Linked DNA regions of Mus musculus: all the other regions are linked to region 3. Evidence: chromatin loops called from intact Hi-C (ENCODE). Cell type or tissue: gastrocnemius. All regions are shown on one strand.

Region 1 (2,500 bases), 160 kb after region 3:
GACTTCTGGAAGAGCAGTCAGTGCTCTTACCCGCTCTTACTCCAGTCCTATTTAGTTCATTCTAATGCTTAACCCAACCACATATGTCATGCTTTAAGAACCTAAAGTGCAGATTGAAAACAGAAAAAACACAGGTGGGCAGTGGTGGCGTACACCTTTGATTGGGCTCTTAAGAAGCAGAGGCAGGCATATCTCTGAGTTCCAGACCAGCCTACTTTCCAAGTTCCTGGCTAAGACTACGCAAAAAAGCCCTATCTCGAAAAACCAGCACACATACATACATACATACATACACACACACACACACACACGAGAAAAGGGTTTGTTTTAAAATATTTTAATGGCAAACCATGGTCACAATTCAAAGCAAAGCTAGCAGTATTTAAACACTGTGCCAGTCTATACTTGAGACACTGAATTTGAAAATTAAAATAACTTTAAAAATGAGCATAATCTAAATGACGAAATCTTCATTTTACGATTTCTGCTTATTGACTGCAAAATAAAGAAAAATAATTTCAGTTCTTAATATTCTTAATCCATAGTATTAGTGTGGTAGATGGGCTCTCTCTGAGAGCCTGGACTTTTAAGGAACTTTCAACTGCCTCTCAATTTAATTTAAATAAATCTGTTTATCTGTACACACACGTCCTCCCTGGCTCAGAAGAATTTCACTTTTCCTTCTAAAGAGTAAGTCGTGTGTTTAGAGGCGGCTTGTAAAACCCTTTCTGTTAAGTGTACCACTTCCTATACATGGGACTTTTTTGCCTCCTCTTTGTAAGATGGCTTTTTCCCCTGCCCCGCAGCTACGTCTGGGTTCCTAGGTCACCCCGGGATCCTTCATCCTGGTCCAGTCCCATACGGTTTTCCCGATTTCCGCGCGGGGTGGCATCTGAGGGCCGAGCGCAAACCCCCTGCGGCTGGCGCTAGCTAGGCGTTGTCACCCGGGAGCAGGCGTGGGCCAGAACGCGGGCGAGTCCAACGGCGTGCGGCTAAGGGGTTCCGGGGCCCCTCGGTGCGCCCGGGCAAGCCGGGAGTGCAGCTGTCGAGGAGCCGGAAGCTCTTAACGCGGGCGCCGCGCCGACCACAGGCAAAGCAGGAAAGAAAGGGGCTCACTGCGGCGGACGGCCCTGAGCCCGCGTTAGCGACAGCCCGCGCACGACGCCCGCCCGGGCCTGCAGGGCGAGCGGGAGACCGAGGAGCAGCCTACGCCTCGGCCCGGCCCAGCGGGGACCCGCCCAGGGGCCACTCCCCAAGGGAGGCAGCCAGTCACTCGCCCGCCCCGCCAGGCCCGCTCCTGAGGGGACGGACTCCCGCCCGCCCTCACACCGCGCCTCACGCCAGGCCCCCAGGCTTCGGGTACCTCTCACCTTTGACGACGCGGTCGGCCCCGAGAGGGGGCGGTGGGGGCGGGGGCGGGGGCGGCGCGGCCCGGGCCGGCTCCGGGGCGGCCATGCTGGGCCCGGGGCTCGGCTAGGTGCCGGGACGGGCGGGGTTGGGGGCGGGGGCGGCGGCTACCAGAGCCAAGCGGCGGCGCCGCCGGGGAACATGGCGGACCCTCTTTCCCTTCAGAGGGGCTAAGACCGTCATGCATCGCGCGTGCAGGGGCGGGGGCGGGACAAGCTCCAGGGACTTGAGCAAAATTACCGAGGCTACTACAGAAACGGAAACAGTCCAAGGGATCAGGTGAAAATTCCGTACATGCAGAAAGACAAACCAGTAAAGAGAGGTTGCAGATTAAACTGAGGGGCTGTTGATAAAATGCAAGGGGAAAAAAGGACGGTTTTTTGGCCGCTTTGGAGCCCAGGAAAATGAAGAGGTGTAATTTGATCTCAGAATTTCCCAGGCCTAGACAAATATATGACAATTTATCTACAAAATCTAAGTGATAATACTATGGCCAGAGAGAAAAATGAAAGAAGCATCAGGGAATCTATAGAGTGGCATTATCATTTAAAATGAAATTTTCCCTTTAATACCAGACCTCAGGAGGCAGGGGAAGGCAGAACTCTGTAAGTTCAAGTCTAGCTAGGTCTAACCACTCAGGGCAACAAAGTGAGACTGTCTCAACAAAACGGGGCCCTAGAGAGTTGCATAGAATTCGAACTCTTGCTTTGAGAGTTTGGAAAAGTCCAAAGGCACATAAATTCAGCTGGAAAAGTCTAAGCACCACGATTTAAGAACCAAAATGGATCAAGGGAAGTAGGGAATGACACCAAGAGGTGTCCTGAGAACCTGTAAGATTCCCCTGGAAAGCCATTGCCTCTCTCGTAATTCACTGAGCAAATAAATTTGAAGGCAGAGAGATGGTTCAATGGATAAAGGTGCTTGCAGCCAAGGACTGTGATTTAAGTTCCTTAGGACTAATCCCCATGGCCGAAGGAGACAATGGAAAGAAGGAATTAGACTCCTTCTAGTCTGACATCTACTAAAACTTGTAAATAAAGAAATGAAATAGAAAAAAATGGAAAGCAGAGACTAAGTAGGTAGAAAATAGGAA
Region 2 (2,500 bases), 270 kb after region 3:
TACTCTCAACCTGTGGGTCCTGACCCCCATGGGGGGTCAAACAACCCTTTCATAGGGGTCAATGTCAGATATCTCAAATATAGATATTTACATTATAATTCATAACAGTAGCAAAATTACAGTTATGAAGTAGCAACAAAAATAATTTTATGATGCCAAGCATGGTGGGTGGTGCACACCTTTAATCCTAGCACTTGAGAGGTAGAGACAGGTAGATCCCTGAGTTCCAGGCTAGCCTGGTCTACAAAGTGAGTTCCAAGACAGCCAAGGCTACACAGAGAAACCCTGTCTCAAAATAATAATAATAATAATAATAATAATAATAATAATAATAATAATAATTACTACTACTACTACTACTAATAATAATAATAATAGGGGCTGGAGAGATGGCTTAGTGGTTAAGAGCACTGAATGCTCTTCCAGAGGTCTTGAGTTCAATTCCCAGCAACCACATGATGGCTCACAACCATCTGCAATGGGGTCTGATGCCCTCTTCTGGTGTGTCCAAGGAGAGCAATGGTGTACTCATATACATACTATAAATAAATTTTTAAAATGATGATGATAGCAGTAATTTTATGGTTGCAGGTCAACACAACATGAGGTACTGTATTCAAAGGTCACAGCATTAGGAAGGGTGAGAGCTGAAGCAATACCCTGGATCCTCCCTCATCTCCCACTCATGTCCTGAAACCAGCTTGCTCCTGTACCTTTTACTCTTATACGGCTGCCTAAGGAATTGGCTTTTGGGGGTGGGTGGGCATGGGTGTAATTTAGTAAACATATGAAACTATAGGTTTCTTGAGCCCAGCATAGTGATGTATGCCTTTAATCTCAACACCCCTAAAGCACCGGCAGGTGGATCTCTTAAGTCCCAGAGCTATACAGGAAAACCTTGTCTCAAAAATCCTTATGACATTTTTACACATGTGCCATTGGATTGTTCACACTCACACTCACAACCCTTCCTTGCTCCCATTCTTCACAGGAAGCAGCTTCTGAGGCTTCCAGAATGAGCCCTGCCCTCTGTGAACTCCCTGATCTATCCCCATCTTCCTGGCCACACCCTTCTTCCACCCTATTCTTGCCTTATTTATACTGGGGGCTGAAAGTCCTCCCCACACACACAGCAGATGGCTGCTGCCCAGATATATCATCTTTGGCACATTTCCTCCTAAACCAAGGAAACGGGGGAAAAAAACATAAGTAGTGAAAGGTAACTTGTTATTACTACTACAATCAATCCTGTCCAAAAGGAAAAAAACAAACAAACAAAAAAACCCTTAAGGTCTGATCTCCTATGACCAAATACCAGAAGTAAAATATATAAAGACATGCTATTGAGCCTATGATGTCTTAGACCTTTCTTTGGAATTCTTAGACTGCACTTGGGAGCATCTGGTCATTGCCACAAATATGCCCCCTGCTGGTAAGTTAAGTAGTGACACTTTCCTTCTCCATCTTTCCAGTCAGTCCCCAAATTCTTTAGTCTCACTCCACACTCTCTCTGTCTGCCACTCATACCTGCCACTGTATTCCTATCTTGTGATCCCCAGAGAATGATTAACATAGCTACTTCCTCTGGGAGCCAGGAAATGCCCATGACAAAGGGATCAGGGAGCCTTTCCCATTACTCTGAGTAATGAGCTTCTGAAGAAGGAGAGGCTCTCCGTGGAGAGACTGCAGGATGAGGTAACCAGAGGAGTGATGAGGGAGATGAGATCAAAGCAAGACCATTGGCAGGGCAGGAGGGGAGGCCAGGAAGAGAGGCAAGGAGCTTGGATCAGATGAGCACAATGGGCTAGAAAAGACCATAAAGAAGTCAGGACTGGGTATAAAACCAGAAGAGATGACAGACGCAGACAGTGTGGTGTGGGCATACGTTTATTCTTGTGCACAAACCAAAGAATTATGACACCCAATACTGCAAAATACTGCAAAGGAAAAGATTGGTTTCCAGGTCAAACAGCAAGCATGGCTGGTGGTGGTCTTCACGGAAGGACAGTCCTTGCCCTTCTGGGATCAGACATGAGGGCCTGAATCTGCAAAGCACTGGGCTTATACGGGTAGGGTAGAAAAGACCCATCCTTGCCCTTCTGGCCTTGAACTCAGAAATCCGCCTGCCTCTGCCTCTCAAGTGCTGGAATTAAAGGCGTGAGCCACCACCACCTGGCTACATAGTTTCTTGTTAGCCAACTTTCCTCTCTCCTTGGTCACTTTCACTCATTCCAGCCTTGTTCCTGGCTTTTGCCTTGCTCTCCCCGCCATCCACTCTGGCTCTCTTCACCATCCTTTCTGTCTTACACTCATTAAGCAGTTCAGAAGAAAATTTCTTTTTTACTTTCTGGATTCTGATGTGCTCAGCACAGGGCCCTGGTTGCTAACTTCCTGTAATCCAAGGAAATAGAATTCTTAGTTTTATTATGGGTCTAGCTTGTATAACTCAGGCCCATGAAATTGTCCCTGTCTCCCAGTCTTGTCAGACACGTTGATTTCA
Region 3 (2,500 bases):
TTTCCCCTCCTCGGATCTAAAAATCAAGGCCAACTAAACTTAGTTCCTCTCTTACCTACTTTCAAAGTTCCTTCATGCCCAGTGAAGGAAAACCAGCAGCCACACTGGATGGAGAGCAACCTCTGAATGTACATAAGTAACTATTCTCAGAATCCAGATAAAACAGGCCAGAGCACTACATTCCTAAAGAATGTAGCCTTACTCTAGAACTTAAAACCTACATTAACCAGCACGTAAAAGCAAACCTGTGATTCGTGTTTATAGCTGTAGAATCCCATGGTTCTGGGGCACTGTGAGGCAGACGGTGTGTTTGATTTCATACAGCCTGTCATTTACATACTGAACTCACAATACCTAAACACGACTCTATCATAGACTGTTCTGTGTATGCGTGCACATTCATGTGTTGGTTAGAGTGGGCATGTGCATGCTTTAACACATGGAGGTCAGATACCACCTTAGGTGTCAGTCTTCACTTCCTACCTCATTTGACACAAGATGTCTGTGTTGTTTCTCCACTGTGCATGCCAGCTTGCCCGTGTCTGAGGATTCCTTTGTCTCTCCACCGTCCCATGTCCCTGTAGGATGCTGCTATTGCAGACTCTTTGCTTCCTGTCTAACTAGTACATGGGGTCTAAGGATGTGAACTCAGTACCTCAGAGCTAAGGTAAAAATAAAGCGCTTTACGTCCTGAGCCATGTTCTAGGCTTCCCACTGGCATTTAAAGTGAGCTTTGGAATGGCTGTCTTATCATTTGTTTTTCCTTTCATATAGGCAACATTATATGTAGGAAAATACTTTGTAGGTAGACATACGGAGTTTGAATCCCAAGTTGTTCTCAAGTTATGTTTCCTACTCCTGAGCATAGCCTCCCTCATCTGTAACCGTGGATCTGACTGACCCACAGCTGTGATACAGAACACACAGCGACAGACTCTCAGCCTTTGGATGCACTTCCTTCTGATTACTCTTTAAAGGGTAGCGGAGGACGCCTTCATTCCCGCCACGCAGCAGACAGAGGCAGGTGGCCAGCCTGGCACACAAAGTCAGTTCTGTTCCGGAGAAACCAATCTCAGAAAAGAAAAACAAACAAAAGAAAACAATAAAAAAAAAAAAAAAGGTAAGGCTATTAAAGCCCCAACTTTTCCATCAGAGTCTTTGTATACATGAGCTCATGTGTCAAGGAAACAGACAATACACAAGGCGATTGTCTTCTTCACCTTTGGGATGATCCAAGTGGTTAAGGAAGCATTTGGGCCATGCATAGAAGCCCTCCCTGTAATCCTAGCACTCAGAGGACACTACAAGTTCAAGGTCAGGCTGGTGTATAGATTACATAAAACAAGCTCCACACCAGCCAGGGTTGCAGAGAAAAACCCTGTCTTAAAGAAAACATTTGAATGAGCCAAGAACACTCGGCTGAGGACTCTGAAGCAGGAACGTACTGGATACCAGCAAACTGTAAAGCTGCCCGTGTGACCAGGGCCTAACCCAAAGCCCAAACCTCCCTGTACCCCCTGCATGCCACAAGGTAAGGTAGGAAAGCCAAGCAGGTATCTACATCCAGCTCTAACATCAGACAAAAGAAACCTCTGTCTGACTCCTGCTCAGGCTATGCCAGAGGACCGTGACTTAGAAAACTCCATTTATTGATCCTTAAAACCCAACACAAAACTTTATGCACAAGTTTCACAGGCCCTTGACTTTGCGGCCACGGCAGTGTTCACTGAAGTCAGCTTGCTTCTGTCTCTTTGGCCTCTGACTCTGCTTTCTGAGACGCTAAGAGGACCTCTCGTGCTCTCCTCCTCCGTAGTCTCTCAGCATTGGTGATCATCATTGGATGAAGGGGGAAAAAGCCAGACAGACCTAAAAGCAACAGGATTCTCATTATAATGTAGCTCACATGTAGTTTCCCAAGAGTCTGCTTCCCAGAACTGAAACCCAACACCTGACCAACAGCATAGGCAAGAAATAGGCTCCTGGCTTGCTAAGCTCACTGTCTACTTCCTAACACCGTTCTCCTCACTAATAAACAAACAAACAAACAAACAAACTGACAGGCAGGTATCCACGACACAGTTGTCCCATTTTTTTTGCACAAAATCCCAGTCACTTGGAGTGTTCTAAAGGAGACCATAAAGGGGGTCTCCAGATTAAAAAACGGCAGTTACACTACTTCACCCTCCACTCCTGTCCAGAGCAGCTTGGATGGAATAGAAACCATTCTTCTTTTCCATCCTCACAGAGTTGACCACAGTATAACATCTGTTAAATTATCTAAGCTCAGGGCTGGTTTACCTAGAAGTTTCTCCATAGGCTTAGAGAGGTGAGCCCCACAGCCAATCCAATGCCGGATACGGTCCAGGTTGAGGGCAACTAGTTTTTCTCCGTGACTGTTGGGTAGTGGATCATAGGAGCCCAACTGCTCCACAAATCGGCCATCCCTGGGGCACTTGTTGTGAGCAGCCACAATGCGGTAAAAAGGCCGGTTGGTGCAGCC

The links. Hi-C counts contacts between places; a loop is a spot of excess contacts. Peaks named below come from ENCODE experiments on the same cell type or tissue, not always from the same donor. Only the 100,000 strongest peaks of a DNase experiment are listed, where the experiment ranks them.
Region 1: a loop joins it to region 3, with 3.0 times the contacts of the local background. A loop is called at or near these places in 9 of 42 quality-filtered maps.
Region 2: it touches region 3 in a loop (4-fold over the local background); 17 of 42 quality-filtered maps call a loop at or near these places.

What each region holds. Positions count from the first base shown.
Region 1 is chr14:20,544,986-20,547,485 of GRCm38, forward strand. It overlaps Ppp3cb (protein phosphatase 3, catalytic subunit, beta isoform), which reads right to left and starts at 1,588. Exons shown (of 14, transcript NM_008914.3): 1 at 1,371-1,588. The coding sequence starts at 1,455. 1810062O18Rik (RIKEN cDNA 1810062O18 gene) reads left to right here and starts at 1,308. Exons shown (of 6, transcript NR_033571.1): 1 at 1,308-1,359. In gastrocnemius, no CTCF peak of the experiment used is centred here; DNase peaks (open chromatin) are centred at 1,245 and 1,551; H3K4me3 peaks cover 2,265 bases; H3K27ac peaks cover 2,417 bases.
Region 2 is chr14:20,657,076-20,659,575 of GRCm38, forward strand. It overlaps Synpo2l (synaptopodin 2-like), which reads right to left. Exons shown (of 4, transcript NM_001310431.1): 4 at 1,873-2,500. Among named protein-coding and RNA genes, the nearest start is that of Myoz1, 1.8 kb to the left of the region's middle. In gastrocnemius, CTCF peaks have their summits at 499 (motif pointing left) and 1,437 (motif pointing left); a DNase peak (open chromatin) is centred at 1,441; H3K4me3 peaks cover 210 bases; H3K27ac peaks cover 2,159 bases.
Region 3 is chr14:20,389,595-20,392,094 of GRCm38, forward strand. Mrps16 (mitochondrial ribosomal protein S16) reads right to left here. Exons shown (of 3, transcript NM_025440.3): 2 at 2,299-2,500; 3 at 1,628-1,866. The coding sequence ends at 1,733. Among named protein-coding and RNA genes, the nearest start is that of Dnajc9, 1.9 kb to the left of the region's middle. In gastrocnemius, no CTCF peak of the experiment used is centred here; DNase peaks (open chromatin) are centred at 957 and 2,450; H3K4me3 peaks cover 102 bases; H3K27ac peaks cover 250 bases.